Linked DNA regions of Homo sapiens: region 2 is linked to region 1. The links are chromatin loops, found by intact Hi-C in ENCODE. Cell type or tissue: PC-9. All regions are shown on one strand.

Region 1 (2,500 bases):
AGGCGGAGGTTGCAGTGAGCCGAGATAGCACCACTGCACTCCAGCCTGAGTGACAAGAGCAAAACTCCATCTCAAAAACAAAATAAAATAATATAAAAATAAAATCAGTGCTGGATTAATGTGAGTATTCATGTTTATATAATTATTTATTCTATTGATTGATTGATTGAGACGGAGTCTCACTCTGTCTCCCAGGCTGGAGTGTAGTGGCGTGGTGTTGGCTCACTGCAACCTCCACCTCCTGGGTTCAAATGATTCTCCTGCCTCAGCCTCCCGAGTAGCTGGGACTACAGGTACGTGCCACCAAGCCTGGCTAATTTTTTGTATTAATGTTTATATAATTTGAGGGTAAAAACAGACCCTTCTAAATCATGGCTCCAAAGGCTGCCACCATAAGGGAACGATGATAGTTCTGACAACATTAGAATTTTATTTTACTTATTCTGAGACAGGGTCTTGCTCTGTTGCCCATGCTGGAGTGCAGTAGCGCAATCTGGGCTGACCTGCAACTTCCGCCTCCTGTGTTCCAGCGATTCTCATGCCTCAGTGCCTCAGCCATCCGATTACCTGGGACGACAGGCATGCGGCACCACACCAAGCTAATTTTTGTATTTTCAGTAGAGACAGATTTCGCCATGTTGGCCAGGCTGGTGCCAAACTCCTGATCTCAGGTGATCTGTCCGCCTCGGCCTCCCAAAGTGCTGGGATTACAGGCGTGAGACACCGCACTGGGCCTGACAACAATGGAATTAAAATTTCTTTTCGTGAGAAAAAAAATCCTTATGCCTCCCCCTCCCCCAAAGTGAAATGAAAATACAAATTATAAACAGCGAAGAATGTATAACAAAAAATTATATGTCTAACAACATGGATGTTTATTATAAAATTTAAGGGGAAAAGTCAGAGTGCAAAATTGAATAGTAAAATCTCAAAAGTTTGCCTAGAAGAAAACTCAGAAGGACCAAATTTATCTCTGGGTAATACTTTTATTTTTATTTTTCCAAATGTATGCAGTGAACACGTTAATTCTAAGATCATCTTAAAGCCAAAGTTATTTATCCTAATGCCAGTAACCGTAGCTTTTTTCTTGAAAAAGGGATGGCAGCTGGAGGCTGGAATCCCCTTCCTCCTGGGAACTGCACCCATGGGTTCCTGAGAGGCAAAGTGGCAGAACAGAAAATGCTCAGCTTTGGCATCACCTCCACTTGGGTTCCCAAGTACTGGGCTCCTCTGACTTCGGTTTCTTCATCGTGAAATGGGGATACCCACATCCATCTCACAGGAGTTTTCTAAGAATTAAATGAGTCTGGCAGGTTGTAAGTGCCCAGTATAAGATATTGCCACCTTCTCTAGTCCAGGTGGTAAGTGAAAACTTAAGGAGCGGATTTTCCAAAATCAGCGCCTGCTGCTCCGAGAGCCAAGGGTGCGGTGTTTGCTGCCTCCTTGTGGGAGAGTGTGGCTCCTTGCCTGGCGGAGTCGGAGGAATAAGTTCTCGGAGGGTAGAGGGACCGTTCCTTCTCCTAGCTCCGCCAAACCCACATTGGGGGTACTCGCTCAGGGATCCCGCAGCGGTGCAAATGCGAAGCCGCGACGCGAGCTGGAACCTGGGGCGGTGCTCTGGCGCGTCGCTATCCAGGGGAGCTACGTCGAGACGGCAGGCCACTTAGCACCAATGCAGACCCGGGAGCTTTGAGGAAGCCAGAGGCTTCGGACAGAAGAAACCGCCTGGCAGGCGGAGGAGAAAGGCCAGGGCTTCCCTCCTGAGGTTGAGGCTTGCCGGAGGGAAATGGCACCGAGGACCTGGGGCGACTGATTCAGCTTCTACCCCAGGAGCAGAAGTCCCCGCCCTACTCCGGAACTGGCGGTCAACTCCCTCAGGTCACACCCGAGGCAAAAATGCAAGCTTGTGGAAATTTTCTGCCTTCAGGTCAAAATTGGGCGTGAACTCCACCTTTTTATCTTTTTTTTTGGTGGGGAAAAGTAGGTGGTAGAACGAACTTGAAAGGCCCGCAGGCATATCCAATTTCTACTTGCTTAGTGAATGGTTTTCTAACCAAGTTGGGATTTAGGATAATAGATTCCACCGCTTTTTATCGCAAAAGGCTTAGGCTTAGGCTGTCACAGGTCTAAAAAAGCAACTCATTTTGCTCTATGTTGTGAAAAAATTTAAAATAACAGAACTCATAGGTGGGAATTGAACAATGAGAACACATGGACACAGGAAGGGGAACATCACACACCGGGGACTGTTGTGGGGTGGGGGGAGGGGGGAAGGGATAGCATTAGGAGATATACCTAATGTTAAATGACGAGTTAATGGGTGCAGCACACCAACATGGCACATGTATACATATGTAACAAACCTGCACGTTGTGCACATGTACCATAAAACTTAAAGTATAATAATAAATAAAATACAGAACTAAAAATATTCGTGTTACCTGGAATTACCGTTTTAGATATCTTTCCTCACCACGTGAGAACACAGTATCAAAATGTT
Region 2 (2,500 bases), 100 kb before region 1:
GATTGATCTTTTGAATTGTTTTTCAAACTTTTGCATTCTGGCAACTGACATACCCTACCGGGGCCCATGACTCCTGACTCAGCCAGTCCTGTGGTCCCCACCCAGAGGTGGGCTTAGTGCACAAGGACCATTTTCCACACCCCTAAGATTTCATCTTCAACCATTCCCTAGCCCCCTGCCCACCAAATTATCTATAAAAACTCTGGCCTCTGAGCTCTCAGGGAGGCAGATTTTAGTAATCTTAAACTCCTGTCTCTCTGCTTGGCTGGCCTTGCATTAATTAAATTAAACTATTTCTTTACTACCACAATGCTGTCTCAGTGAATTGGATTTCCCTGTGCAGCAGGCAAGAAGAATCTGTTGGATGATTACAACATTGCTGGATTGATAGCAGCCTCACCTGCCAGGCTCAAACTCCAGGTATGCTCTTAAAGCTGCCCTTTCTCTTGGGATATCAGGCTTATCCACCCTTCCTGACCTTCTTTGAATCTTGAAAAGATTAAAGGATTGCCTGTGAAGTTTTGTGTCTGTTACTTTGCTTTTTTTTTAGATGGAGTTTCGCTCTTGTCACCCAGGCTGGAATGCAGTGGCGCAATCTCGGCTCCCTGCAACCTCTGCCTCCTGGGTTCAAGCGATTCTCCTGCCTCAGCCTCCCAAGTAGCTAGGATTACTGGCGCATGCCACCACACTTTGCTAATTTTTGTATTTTTAGTAGAGATGGGGTTTCACCATGTTGGCCAGGCTAGTCTCGAACTGCTGACCTCAGGTGATCTGCCCACCTCAGCCTCCCAAAGTGTTGGGATTACAAGTGTGAGCCACCCAGCGTGTCTGTTACTTTGCATTATAAATATCCCACTCTTTAAATTTCCATAGAGTTTGTTTTGCCATAGAAAGACAATGTTACTTTTTATTCATCATCTTTTAAAGTCTTGGCAAAAATTCCACCAGTCCTACCAGAGACCGCAGGTTGACTCTGCTGATTTGGCCTCTATGCCTTATTCATGCTTATCATGACTCTTCTTTTTTTTTTTTTTTAAGATGGAATCCAGCTCTGTAGCCCAGGCTGGAGTGCAGTGGCACGATCTCAGCTCACTGCAACCTCTGCCTCCCGGGTTCAAGCAATTCTCCTGCCTCAGCCTCCCAAGTAGCTGAGATTACAGGCACCTGCCACCATGCTCAGCTAATTTTTGTATTTTTTTAGTAGAGACAGGGTTTCGCCATGTTGGCCAGGCTGGTCTCAAACTCCTGACATCAGGTGATCTGCCTGCCTCGGCCTCCCGAAGTGCTGGGATTACAGGCCTGAGTCACTGTGCCCGGCCCATTTTCTTTTTTTTCTTTTTTTTTTTTTTTTATTATACTCTAAGTTTTAGGGTACATGTGCATATTGTGCAGGTTAGTTACATATGTATACATGTGCCATGCTGGTGCGCTGCACCCACTAATGTGTCATCTAGCATTAGGTATATCTCCCAATGCTATCCCTCCCCCATTTTCTATTTTTAGAAGAATCAGGCTTTCCAGATTTTGGTCAGTTCCTAGTTCCAAGAACTGATCAAAGTTAGCCACCAGATGGAGCTCAATCTTATCTTAACTCCATCCCCAGCTTGTTCTTTAAAAGACAAACTGGAAAGGCCTTTTTTCTCCTTTATGCTAGTTTCCAAAGCACATTTCCTATAAATAATCACATTTAGGAAGGGAAAGGACAAAGGGGAAAACTATTAAACTTATCTATCCACATGATTCAGCAAAACTGTCAACTCCGCAAGGCAAGACTTAGAACCCATCTGTGTAGCCAGTGAGAACTCTACACCCATTCCCAGCCTTATCCTGCTGCCAAACCATACCACAGTGTGTCAGGGAATAAGAGCTACTTTTCCTTGCTTGGTCCTAAATGGATTCACTCGTTTGTGTGGGGTTTTTTTAAGTCAGTAAAGGAAAAATTCAGAACTCCAAAAAAGTCTCTATATAGTTTACATAAGATGATATTGGTGATAATTAGATACTAATCACATTAATTTCTCAGATTCACTGCTCTTGAGGACTTCTTTTCTTGAAATATATGAAAATTCAGAACTCTGAAGAAAAAGAGGGACCTGATGATAAAGAGACCTGATTCCCTCATTTATACCTGAGATAATGGATGGTATCACTAACAAACCAACTTTTCATTGATCAACTAAGCACTGAGAGCCACACCTCTTCTATTCTCTAAAAATAATTACAAAGATGAGCATGCAGAATGTGTTATGACAAAGAGCAATATATAATTTTAAAGAACCAGATGGGGCAGAGCATGGTGGCTCACGTCTACAATCCCAGCACTTTGGGAGGCTGAGGCAGGAGGATCATTTGAGGTCAGGAGTTTGAGACCAGCCTGACGAACATGGTGAAACCCTGTCTCTACTAAAAATCGTGAAAATTAGCTGGGCATGGTAGCTTGCACCTGTAATCTCAGTTACTCGGGAGGCCGAGGCAGGAGAATCACTTGAACCTGAGAGGC

The links. Peaks named below come from ENCODE experiments on the same cell type or tissue, not always from the same donor. Only the 100,000 strongest peaks of a DNase experiment are listed, where the experiment ranks them.
Region 2: a loop joins it to region 1, with 5 times the contacts of the local background. A loop is called at or near these places in 17 of 110 quality-filtered maps.

The regions. Positions count from the first base shown.
Region 1 is chr6:73,387,442-73,389,941 of GRCh38, forward strand. OOEP-AS1 (OOEP antisense RNA 1) reads left to right here. Exons shown (of 2, transcript NR_174946.1): 2 at 196-276. It also overlaps a transcript of OOEP not described here. Among named protein-coding and RNA genes, the nearest start is that of DDX43, 6.1 kb to the right of the region's middle. In PC-9, CTCF peaks have their summits at 1,425 (motif pointing left) and 1,634; DNase peaks (open chromatin) are centred at 1,470 and 1,870; H3K4me3 peaks cover 1,392 bases; H3K27ac peaks cover 1,596 bases.
Region 2 is chr6:73,284,315-73,286,814 of GRCh38, forward strand. All of the region lies in intron 3 of C6orf147 (chromosome 6 open reading frame 147), which reads right to left. All of the region lies in intron 2 of LOC122539213 (KHDC1-KHDC1L), which reads right to left. It also overlaps a transcript of KHDC1 not described here and the pseudogene KHDC1-AS1. Among named protein-coding and RNA genes, the nearest start is that of KHDC1, 22 kb to the left of the region's middle. In PC-9, a CTCF peak has its summit at 1,545 (motif pointing right); no DNase peak of the experiment used is centred here.